Linked DNA regions of Homo sapiens: all the other regions are linked to region 2. A link is a loop called in an ENCODE intact Hi-C map of the cell type or tissue named here. Cell type or tissue: mammary epithelial cell. All regions are shown on one strand.

Region 1 (4,000 bases), 140 kb before region 2:
GACTAAAGATGCCCCAGGGTTTGCTCCCTACCATTTGGGCTGCACTGGATAGGGTCAAGGGACCACAGCTGGAGTCAGACTTCTACAGGGTCCCTTGGATCAATGGCTCCCAAACTTGAATCTACCCAGGACCACCCAGGGCAACAGGTTCTCAGACTGGAATTGCATCAGAATCACCTGAGGAGTTGTTAGTGCATTTCTAATAAGTTCTCAGGTGTGGCTGCTGCTGGGGTTCACACTTTAAGGACTACTGATCCAGGGAGTTATAAACACAGAGTCTCAGGCCCTTATCCAGGAGATTCTTGGTTTGAACTGGATGGAGCCTAGGAATCTATATGTTACCAAGCTTGCAGGTGATTCTGAAACACAAGGTTTAAGAAACCAGTGCCTTTGATCTGCATTAAGTCAGTGTGTCCCAAACATACATTCAGGGGGTGGGCTTTGGGCCCATTTAGGGCAAGGGTAGTTATGTATATATAGACATCTCTGTACTTAGCAGCAAGCAGCAGGAAAGAAGTGTGAAATGAGAGTTTATTGCTGAGTGAAAACTGGGATTGCCCCTAAGGTAGATGGAGCTTATGTGCTTTGCTTTTTTAGTAGGTGAGAAATCAGATGTAGCTGGGGGTTCTGGTTACACTCTGGGACTTTGCTCAGCCTATCAGGGGATTATTTCCCCAACTTTGGACCATAAGTCAAATAAGAGTCCTGTACATTCTTCGCTCCTCAAAATTTCCCTCTTCCTAAAATGGATAGAGTAATGCAAGTCTTTGAGATTAGAAGGAAAAATGAATTTAAGTCATAATTAGCATCTTTGAGCTTCTTGCCATATTTGGGGCATAGCCTGGTGAAATGGGGCAAGGCGCGGGGGTGGGGGCGGGGAAAATGAGGGCAGTCCTTGCTAGAGGTCCCAGCTGCAGGGCCTGGGAGGGGTCCAAATGGAAAAAGCAGAGATGGCAAATAGGATTCAGTTCCCATGCTGGGTGTAATGGTTTGGTAGTGGCTGTCTGGAGCTCTGTGTCAAGGGGGATTTTAAGTCTTGCTTTAGCGGAAAAAAAACAGGAAAGAGTGATGTGATCGATTAAGAATGGCTACCATGGATATCTAATTGGGATCTTCTGTCCCTGGGCAAGAGCAGGAGGGCCAGGAGAAGAAACAGCTTCCAGAAACGGGTTCAATGGATGGAGCCTTCACTATAAGGCTGGTGGAGAAGTCTAGGTCCTCATGGGATAAGGAACTGGGGCTCAAGAGCAAAACAGAAAAAAGCCAGTTATCAGGCCTGGGGCTTGAAGTCAGAGGGGCATGAACAGCTAGGGGATGTGACGCACAGTCCCAGAGCACTGGGCTTGAGCACCTTCAATCCCACCTGCACAGGACCAGGATGGGGATGCATGGACTGTGCTGTGGCCCCGGTCACCTGGAATGGTGACCCGGCAAGGCTGCCTGCTGTGGCAGCCTATTCTGACTCATTCTGGAAAGAACACAGATTGGGTTCCTTGGGGCTCCAGAGTCCTGTTGGCAATGCTGACCTCTCCACCCTAACCTCTTCTATCCAGCCTCTGCTGAGGGACTGGCCAGGCCTGGACAAGTCATTTGGGAAGTGTCTGCAATCAGAAGAAAAAGAAAATAGCAAGGACCTGGGAGATCCATTAACTTTTCCACCCTGTGTCCTGACACCTGATTTTCCACTAGGGAAATTCATAGGATGCCTCTGCCTCCTTGACCTCTGTGGCCCTGGCTGGGCCTCCTGACTTTGTTGCTTCATCTCATCCTTCAGAAGATGACCTTGCATCAACTCAGGCAAAGCTTAACACCCAGGATTTCCCACCCCACCCTCCAACATCCTGTCCCTTGTGCAATCCCAGTTTCTGCTACAAGCCTGTGCACATTCCTATCTGAGGACAGAAGAGGTCGTGATGGGCTCACAATTAAGTTTCTGGAGCACCAGAGTGGAGCCAATTAGTACGCAAGGCCTAAACAAATCTTGTGCAGCAGGCTGGGGTTGACGATCTGGTCTTAGGGTTTTTGGGCTCTCAGCAGAACTGGCTAAGGAGAGGAAGCGATAAGGAGGCAGCTCCTTCCACCCTCCCACTCCCCTCAAATAACAGGACTACGGAAAGCAGCCTTTGACTGGTGCCCAAGACATACAAATCAACCCCCTAGCAGCATTTCATCTTCCCAGGTTGGCTGTCAGAGAAGCCTCTTATTTCTTCCCCAGGGTCCCAGGGCCTTTGTCATTTTTCCTCTCCTGCTCACTGTGCAACCACCATTCTATCCCAGTACCAGCGAGAAGTGTTCTTTCCAGGTCCTTCTCCCTGGCTCCTCCACCTTCCAAACCACGAGTACACAGGGTCCATTTAATGATGTCTCTATGTAGAAATAGACAAGAGAATAGGGAGTGTCCTCAGAGAACTTATAAACCCTTTGTACCAGGAGGAAAAGAGGAAGCAGGGCAGTGACTGACCTACAGTGACATGGGAGGCCAGTGATGCCTCCAGGTCTCACTCTTCTTGGGGGTACATCTGTTCCTCCTAACAAGATTGTACATTCTTTGTGAGCAGGAACTATGTCCACACATCTTCAAAGATCCATAAGGTCTTGCAGCGTCTGGCACATAGTATGTGCTCAATAAATGTTTCGTTCCCTCATTCATTTTTTCCCACAAGATTTATTGAGTGCCTCTTATGTGCCAAGCATGGGGACTACAATGATAAACAGGGCTGTGGAGCCCTGATTTCAAGGAACAATGACTAGAGGAAGATGTGAACACCTATAATTGCAAAAGAAGATAAAAAGTCATGATAGACTCTGTTAGGGTGGAGAGTTATCTAAGGCTTCCCAGGGAGACTTGAAGGGTCAGTAGGACCTTGTCAGGTGTTAATGAAGAGAAATAATTATGGCAGACAAAGGGAACAGACTTTGCCATTCCTGGGAAGCATGGAGGCACCCGCGGGATGTTATTACTTAAGTGACCAGACTGAAATGCAAATGATAGAGGCCTTTCTTTCTCATAATCTCTTCTCTGAAACCCTTCATTATCCTCCTCTTAGTGTGGAGGGGATTGGTGGTAGGTGGGAAAGAAGGAGCTCAGCTATCTTATCCTCCTCTCAGTTCTTCTTTAGACCACCTCTCCCCTTTCAACTCTCACACCTAATAAGAGAGGCGAAAGGGTGACAGCATGGCATAATGGTTAAGAGCAGAGACTTTGGAGTAAGACTTTCTGAGATCAAATTAGGCTTTGCTACTTACTAGCTATGTGATCTTAGAACACCCTCTCTGTGCCTCTGTTTCCTATTCTATATAATGAAGACAGCAGCAGAACCTACTTCGTAAGGTTACCGTGAGAAGGAAATAAGCCGTGTACAGCACACAGGAATAGCACCTGCACATCAGAAATGGTTAGTAAGTGCTAGCAATCTTTACTAATCCCATTTCAATTGCTAATGTTACAGAATTACGATACCTTGGGTTCTCTCCGGAGCATCTCTTATTTCAGACTCTGTAGAACTGGCTCCTGAAGCCAGTAGTTCTCAAACTTTGGTGTGCATCTGGATTCCCTGTGGTGCCACTGAGGCAGCCAAGGAGACTCTGCCTCTGGAGATTCGCATTCAGTGGTTCTGCATAGGGGCCCAGGAGTCTGTAATTTTAACGGTCTCTCCAGGTCTTTCTCATTAACACCAAGGACTGCAGTGTTGGGCCATTTGTTTCCCTTTCAGATTTAGGGACTTGAAGATCTTGCCCTATCTCTCCTGTCCCTCAGGGCTGGATTAACTGAAGGACTTTGTTACCTTAGAGAAGCACACCTGGGAGAGGGATGTGAATGTATTTGCATCTTGTTAGCCATCAGGAAGGGACGTGGACAATCTGGTATAATGGAGAAGGGGTCAGTGCCAATGATGAAGATCCCCATAGGGGTGTGAGTAGGTGGGCAGGCACAAATGCCCACATGTGCTTGACACCGCAACTCAGCTTCCAGCGCTCTAGCTACAGTGGAACTGAGGGA
Region 2 (4,000 bases):
CCTACTTCAGTGGCTGGCACCTCAATGGTAGCAGCTTTCCTCCTGCATCCAGTTGGAGTTAGTGTCTGTAAGATCCTTAAAGACCTGGGCAACCCCTGTGGCACCCAGCACAGAGCTTGGCGCATGGCTGAGGCTAAGTGAGCCCTGAGTGAACAAATGGGGCCACCTGTCTCTGGTCTCATAGCCCTCCTCACTGCCAGGGTCCAACAGGACCCACCAGCCTCCTACACTCTTTGCTTTCTCCACAGGCAATGGAGAAGCTGCAGTTCCTTTACCTGTCAGACAACCTGCTGGATTCTATCCCGGGGCCTTTGCCCCTGAGCCTGCGCTCTGTACACCTGCAGGTAAGGAGCACCACCCAGAGCAAGGGTGATAAACAGCGTGGAGGATGGAAGTTAGATACCAGGAGCAGGTCGTGGCAGAGAGAGGCATGAGGCTTAGGCAGCTGTGGGGTCTCCTTGATTGGAGGGTTTATTGGAGACAAGGATTGGGAGGTCTTGTCTAAATAGTTGTCCATGACCCCAGTTTGATTTTCTCCATTTTTTCTTTTTAAAACACTTTCTCTCCCTCCACCATTTTATTTTATCTCACCCAACTGCTTTTCCTTCTCTCTTTTTCCTACCCTCTGTCTCTTTCCTTCCCTTCAGTCCTTCCCTCCTTCCTCTCTCCCCTTCTCTTCCTCTTCATCTGTGCCCTCTCTCTCCATCCATCCCCCCTGGGGCTCCTCTTCTCACCCTTGTTGTGTGGCTTTGGCCCTAGATGCTTCAGTTTCTCCAGTTGCACCAGAGCAGGCAGAGCTGGTAGGGACAGCTGATGTGAGCCTTTGGTGCTGCTTAAGGGGCAGAGCCTCTTGGTGAGGCTCAGCTGGTATGTGTTCTTCCCAGAATAACCTGATAGAGACCATGCAGAGAGACGTCTTCTGTGACCCCGAGGAGCACAAACACACCCGCAGGCAGCTGGAAGACATCCGCCTGGATGGCAACCCCATCAACCTCAGCCTCTTCCCCAGCGCCTACTTCTGCCTGCCTCGGCTCCCCATCGGCCGCTTCACGTAGCTCGGAGCCCTTCCACTCCTCCCAGGTAAGAACCCTCCAAGGACCATGCAGGCATGGGCCTCCAGCCATAAAGCCCAATTCCTTATCTTTAAACGGTGATCTTTAGCCCAGGCATTAATCAACCTCTCGATCCCTTGCAAATATCACACACATGCACACGCATGCATACACACACACACTCATGTACTGAAATGTTTTTCAGTAGCCAAATTTGCATTTCTCCATCTTCTTTCCTTGACACTTATGGCTCCTGGCTCAGAAAATAGCAGTGTCTGCAGTGGAGCTCTTTTCCATATTCCCCATCTCTTGCACCCACACAGAATGCCAAGAAAGCTGTGGGAGAGGAAGAGGGGGAGGAGGAAGAGAAGGAAGAAGTGGGGAAGAGGAGAGCAGTGATGTGCTGGAGCCAGCTCTTACTACTTGCAGGAACCGATTACTAAATTTTCCAGAATTTTGCAAGTCAGTTGTTAAACACAGCCATTATGAAAAATTAAATTATATAAACTCACAATTAAATATATTATATTGAAAACAAATGTAATAATTATTCAAAAATCATCATTTTCAATTAGTTTACTATATTTCACTATTAATCGTGCCCTTGAAGTTATTTCTGTCCATGGTGTCTGTATGGGGGAAACTCTAGATAATGGTGTGCTACTGGGCATCTCTTCCAGCTCCTCATTCAGTGACATCATATCGGTGGTTTAAAATGGGCCATGGTAGGGGTATTTACACTACAGAAATTGGTAAACACTACAAATTGGGATTTCCTTTTTTGAGAGCTGACTGTAAAATGTTTGCCTGCATACCACTGAGGAGAAAGAATAGCTACTTAAACCAGCTCCCCCTACCTGCACACCATCCTACTGGGGCTGAGGTAGGTAAGATTTCTATAGGGCATTCCTTCATTTCCTGCTCTTCTGAGGCCAGGGCCTCCTGTTAGATTTGGAGGGAGCCATTCATAAGGATGGAGAACTGACACGAATCTTCACCCAGATGCGCTTCTTGTAGCACTTACCTACTCCCTGGCTCGCTGGCCAGTCTCTTGAGCGTGGTTGGCTCAGCCAGCTGGGCTGGTTCCTGGCTACTGGGGTTTCCATCCTTCCCATTCGCTCCTACATGTTCGACCACCAGAGGGCAGCCTTGTGCAAAGATAAATAAAAATAGCAATTACTCACCTTCTGCCTTTTGGATCCTGGGCAGGGGCTACTATGCTGGAAGGATGGGAGGAAGGGCAACTATCATGTAGCCAGTGATTTGTTCCTTGAGTTAGAAGGGAGAGGAGGAGATGCCACCCTTCTCCTGACCGTTATAAGGAGGCTTTGGGCAAGGGGTATGTGATGGACGGGCTCTTGGCCTCAGGCCTCATGCTAAGGCATGAGAGAGGGATGAGGCAGGGAATTCACTTACTCACGCAGGAGGATCTTATGGAGCACCCACTGCTACGTGGTGATAAGATGGTACGCAACAGAAACATATTCCTTTTCCTCAGAGAGCTTAGAATTTAGTGCAAAAGACAGGTGTGAAACAAATAAGCACACCAATAACCATGCTATTCAACTCATAAAAGTGCTGTAAAGGGTATGTAGAGAATGCTATGAATGCTTACAAGAGGAGGACCCAACTTAGGGGTCCAGAAGATCTTGCACAACTGATGTTTAAGCTGAAACCCAAAGGAGTGGGAGTTAGCCAGGCAATGAGTTGCCAAGGCAACTATTCAAGGTCCCTGGTGGTCCCCGAGTCTGGAGGGACAGGTGTTTCTTGTGGGCCACGTGGAAAGGAATCCATGTATCTGCCTCCCCCCACCTCACTGTGCACTTGGATCCTCACGGCGGTCCTGTAAACAGCCAAGTCAGAAATTATTATTCACATTCTTCAGATGGAGAGATGGAGAACTAGAGACCAATCACTGACCCCAGTTCACACGGGTGACTCAGGGTTGGACCAGGACTCAACACACAGGCTACAGACTGGCAGTGGGAAGTCTTGAAGGTGGTGGGAGGTGACTTCATGCCGTCATGGTACCTACCCTCACTCCCAGGGAATCTAGGATTCCAGCGCACCTGGCCCCAGGGAAGGACGGGGAAGGCAGTGAGCCAAGGGCCCCTTGACTTTCAGAGCAGCAGAGCTGTCACTGGCCCTTCCTCTCCTTTGCCTCCTCTTTCTGTCTTCCAAGAGTTTGTTACAGCGGAATCTCTCTCTCTGTGTGTGTCTCTCTCTCTCTCAGAGTGTGTGTGTGTGTGTGTGTTTTCTGTCTCTCTCTCCCTTTCTCTGTTTCATCCACCAATCCTATCCCCTTCCATATCCAATATCCCGTTCCATATCCTGCTTTATTGGATTATGACAAGGCCTAGGCATGCAACAGCTGAAAGCCTAAAGTTCTCCAAATGCAAGAGATCCTGGATTGAGGAATCCAATTTTCTTTTTTCTTTTTTTTTTTTTTTTGAGATGGAGTTTCACTCTTGTTGCCCAGGGGGGAGTGCAATGGCGTGATCTTGGCTCACCACAACCTCTGCCTCCCGGATTCAAGCAATTCTCCTGCCTCAGCCTCCTGAGTAGCTGGGATTACAGGCATGCGCCACCACACCTGGCTAATTTTGTACTTTAAGTAGAGACAGGGTTTCTCCATGTTGGTCAGGCTGGTCTCGAACTCCTGACCTCGGGTGATCTGCCCGCCTCGGCCTCCCGAAGTGTTGGAATTACAGGTGTGAGCCACCACTCCTGGCCGAGGAATCCAATTTTTTCAAAAATCTAATTAAAAAAAAAAAAGGTTTTCCAGAACTGGGGCTTTTGGGTACTGGAAGCCACATCATTCCCACATGCCTCTCGGTTACTCTTTGCTGAATACAGAAAGTCACCTGGCTCCTGCTCTATTGTGGGACAGGAGATCTAACAATCCCTGGACTCCTGGAGTTTGCCAGACCTATAATAGAAGCTTTTCT
Region 3 (4,000 bases), 270 kb after region 2:
GCAGCAGATCCCAGTGGAAGCCAGCAGCAGGCTGAGAAAGATGTGCCATCCTCAAACATAGGTCATGTCGAGGACAAGACAGATGATCCCGGGACCCATGTCCAATGTGTCAAAAGGACATTCCTTGCTTCAGGGGATTATGCAGACTTTCAGCCATTCACACAGAGTGAGGACAGTCAGATGAAACATAGAGAAGAGATGTCAAATGAGGACTCCAGTGACTATGAAAATGTGCTAACTGCCAAGTTAGGAGGCAGGGACTCTGAGCAGGGGCCTGGCACTCAGCTCCTTCCTGATGAATGAAGACCCAGGTACCCAGCCATAAAGCCACATTGAGTAGTCTATCCCATAGGATTGACTACTGCAGAGTCTAGTGCAGACCCGTGATCACCTTAGTGCTTCAGTGGATTCACTGGTTAGATTAAAAAGAGGCTGAGATGAGCAGTGAACTAAGAGGCCACACAAAAGCAGAGGTTTGGGAATTCCAGAAGGGAATTCTTCTCAAGCAGAGTGTGGTTATCTCCTGTACCAGCCTAAGAATGTTTGCTGAAACTGCTTCCTAGAACTGTGAAGAAAGCAGGAAAGTAGTGCACAGTAGTCTAAGATTATTACCTTCATTAATACCAACAGGCTGCAAAGCAAGAGTATAGATTATTGTATAATCCAGTCAGAGGTCAAAAGGAAGGAAGAAGTTGGAGTGGAGTGGGGTGGGCAATTTCCATTTTAAAGAGTGTAGGCAGGCCAGGTGCAGTGGCTCATGCCTGTAATCCCAGCATTTTGGTAGGCCGAGGAGGGCAGATCACTTGGTGCCAGGAGTTCTAGACCAGCCTGGCCAACATGACCCATCTTTACTAAAAATACAAAAATTAGCCAGGCGTGGTGGTGTGCCCCTGTAATCCCAGCTACTCAGGAGGCTGAAGCAGGAGAATCGCTTGAACCCGGGAGGTGGAGGTTGCAGCAAGCCGAGATTGTGCCACTGTACTCCAGCCTGGTGACAGAGCGAGACTCCCTCTCAAAAAAAAAAACAAACAAAAAAGAAGTGTGGGCAACCAAATGTAGGTAAGGATGAAGAAGAACAGGAACTCTCACTGGTGGCTGATGGGATTGCAAAGCGTCAGGGCAGCTTTGAAAAACTTTTCAGCAGTTTCTTATAAGCATAACTTATCATATGGCCCAGCCATTTCACTACTAGAAATTGACGCAAGTGAACTGAAAACTTATGTTCACACAAAAACTCGCACATGACTGTTTATAGCAGCTTCATTCATAATTACCAAAAACTAGAAATAACCCAGATATCCTTCAACAGGTGATTGGATAAGCTGTTGATATCCATTCCTTGAGTTTATCCATACTCAACAGTAAAAAATGAACTCTTGGTTCACACAATAATATAGACATATCTTAAATCCATTTTGCTAAGTGAAAGAAGCTAGGCCTAAAAGTCTACATGTTGGGCGATTCTATTTATATGACATTCTGGAAAAGGCAAAACTATAGGGATGAAGAACAGATCAGTTGTTGTCAGGTTTGAGAAAAGGAGGGAAGTTTGCTACAAAGGGGCTGCAAAGGGAATAGGCTGATGGAGCTGTTCTGTATGGTACTGTGTGGTGGATACATGACAATATCCATTTGCAAACACAAGAACTATACACATGGCCAGGCGCGGTGGCTCACACCCGTAATCCCAGCACTTTGCGGGGCCGAGGCAGGGGAACACAAGGTCAGGAGATCAAGACTGTCCTGGACAACATGGTGAAACCCTGTCTCTACTGTCTCTAACATTTGTAAACCTGTCTCTAATTTGTAATTTGTAAACCCTGTCTCTCATATTTGTAAAACTACAAAAATTAGCTTGGCATGGTGGTGTGCGCCTGTAGTCCCAGCTACTAGGAGGCTGAGGCAGGAGAATCACTTGAACCAGGAAGGCGGACTGCATTCCAGCCTGGGCAACAGAGAAAGACTCTGTCTCAAAAAAAAAAAAAAAAAAAAAAAACTGTACACTAGACAAAGGGGCTTTTATTGTATGCAAATTTTTTAAAAATGAACAGACTGTCAAGGGAACCCAGGATGGTATGCAAATTGTGGCAAATGAATCTAATTGTATTATAAATGTATGATATCAACTCACTGAAAGGGATGGGGAAAAAAGAACTGACAAAGTTGGAAAACAATGTTTTGACTTATAACTGTAGATAAGGACACAAAGAACTGTATACAAAAACTGCACTCTGGTTGGTAAATTTGTATCTCACAGAGGCATGGCTTAGCAATTCTAAAACGACTTTATATGTATATTTGGGTTAAATAAGTCAATCTATTGTAGATAAGGAGAGACAGGTTAGTGTAAGAATTGAATTGCAGGGCACCCAACTGGTGTCCAGAAAGCTGGAAAATTGGTCAGCTGTTGGGGGGAGAAAATCCACACATCTGGTGTCAGAAGTGTCGTGAGTGAAAACAGACCATCACTCCACCAAGTGGCCAGCATTTAAATTCATGCCACACAGAGGGAACCATGACAGTCTGGTACTGATGACCATGCAGGGTTAGCCAGGGCAGCAGCAAGCGCATCGAAAGGACAATCCCATAGTCAAGTAAGGAGAAGTTTGTATCATATGTGAGAATGAAGCTTAAATGGACTGAACAAAATCTTAAACATTGGCATGACAGAATTCTCATAACTAAGAGGGGATGAAAAGTTATGAGATCTAAATTAGAAGTTATGAAGACATCTGTCACCCAGTAAGGGTGGGAGGGACAACGTATCAGTTGGGGGCAGGTCCTGGAATAAACTAAGCCAGCTCTTTTTTATTTTTTGAGATGGAGCTTTGGTCTTGTCACCCAGGCTGGAGTGCAATGGCATGATCTTGGCTCACTGCAACCTCCACCTCCCAAGTTCAAGCAATTCTCCTGCCTTCGCCTCCCAAGTAGCTGAGATTACAGGCGCCTGCTACCATGGTAATTTTGTATTTTTAGTAGAGATGGGGTTTCACCATGTTGGTTAGGCTGGTCTCGAACTTCTGACCTCAGGTGATCCACCTGCTGTGGCCTCCCAAAGTGCTGGAATTACAGGCGTGAGCCACCACACTGGGCCTTAAGGCAGCTCTTGCTTGTTTACACACCAACAAGCTGGATACCTCAATCAGCCAGTCACACTTACATACTCTCCCAAATCAAGAATGATTAATGCACTGTAGATTGTCTCATATTTAGATACGTAACTTTTCTGTTTATTTCTTGTTTTAAGAAATTTTTGCAAATGAATCAATGAAAAATTTTTTATTGAATGTTAATTTTTTTCTTTCCATTTATGGTTTTGTTTTCTCACATTAGTTGCCAGGAAATGTTGACTAATTGTCTTATCTCATACACTCGATGATGCTAAATATGAGGAAATTTTTTCAAGATTAGGATAGGATGAAAAAGTAGATATAAAGATAACCAAGGCCAGGTACAGTGGCTCACGCCTATAATCCCAGCTCTGTGGGAGGCCACGGCAGGCAGATGACTTCAGCCCAGGGGTTCAAGACCAGCCTGGGCAACATGGTAAAACCCATCTCTACAAAAAATACAAAAATTAGCTAGACATGGTGGTGCCTGCCTGTAGTTCCAGCTACTCGGGAGGCTGAGGTGGGAGGATCACTTGAGCCCAAGAGGTTGAGGCTGCAGTGAGCCATATTCTTGCCTCTGCATTCCAGCCTGGGTGATAGCAAGACTCTGCCTCAAACAAACAAAGATAACTAACCCATTTTGATTCCTTAATTAGTTAAATAAAATGAATTAATTACCCAAACCTACATTATATTGATTGTGTCTTCATTCAGGATACTGTTTAGTACAAAATACAGAGGTTTGCTAAGTTCCCTCCTTCCCTCTAGAAGCACCCACCCTCTAATGGTGAATGGAAGATGAGGTCTTGCTGTCCCTCTGGCATCTGTTCTCCTTCAGCACCCCCTTACTATGACAGGCTTTATCGTCAATTCTGGGTTTCCTGTGGGCT

What was found. A loop is a pair of places that touch in the nucleus more often than their neighbours do. Peaks named below come from ENCODE experiments on the same cell type or tissue, not always from the same donor. Only the 100,000 strongest peaks of a DNase experiment are listed, where the experiment ranks them.
Region 1: a loop joins it to region 2, with 8 times the contacts of the local background. A loop is called at or near these places in 2 of 110 quality-filtered maps.
Region 3: it touches region 2 in a loop (30-fold over the local background); 17 of 110 quality-filtered maps call a loop at or near these places.

What each region holds. Positions count from the first base shown.
Region 1 is chr1:203,367,409-203,371,408 of GRCh38, forward strand. No RefSeq gene overlaps it. Among named protein-coding and RNA genes, the nearest start is that of FMOD, 18 kb to the left of the region's middle. In mammary epithelial cell, a CTCF peak has its summit at 1,903; a DNase peak (open chromatin) is centred at 1,873.
Region 2 is chr1:203,502,666-203,506,665 of GRCh38, forward strand. OPTC (opticin) reads left to right here. Exons shown (of 8, transcript NM_014359.4): 6 at 249-344; 7 at 885-1,080. The coding sequence ends at 1,055. It overlaps LOC105371688 (a long non-coding RNA gene), which reads right to left. Exons shown (of 5, transcript XR_007066807.1): 4 at 2,077-4,000; 5 at 1,007-1,388. Among named protein-coding and RNA genes, the nearest start is that of OPTC, 11 kb to the left of the region's middle. RefSeq lists a silencer at 2,043-2,218. In mammary epithelial cell, a CTCF peak has its summit at 2,179 (motif pointing right); a DNase peak (open chromatin) is centred at 2,186.
Region 3 is chr1:203,774,379-203,778,378 of GRCh38, forward strand. LAX1 (lymphocyte transmembrane adaptor 1) reads left to right here. Exons shown (of 5, transcript NM_017773.4): 5 at 1-1,994. The coding sequence ends at 303. Among named protein-coding and RNA genes, the nearest start is that of LAX1, 11 kb to the left of the region's middle. In mammary epithelial cell, a CTCF peak has its summit at 2,461; no DNase peak of the experiment used is centred here.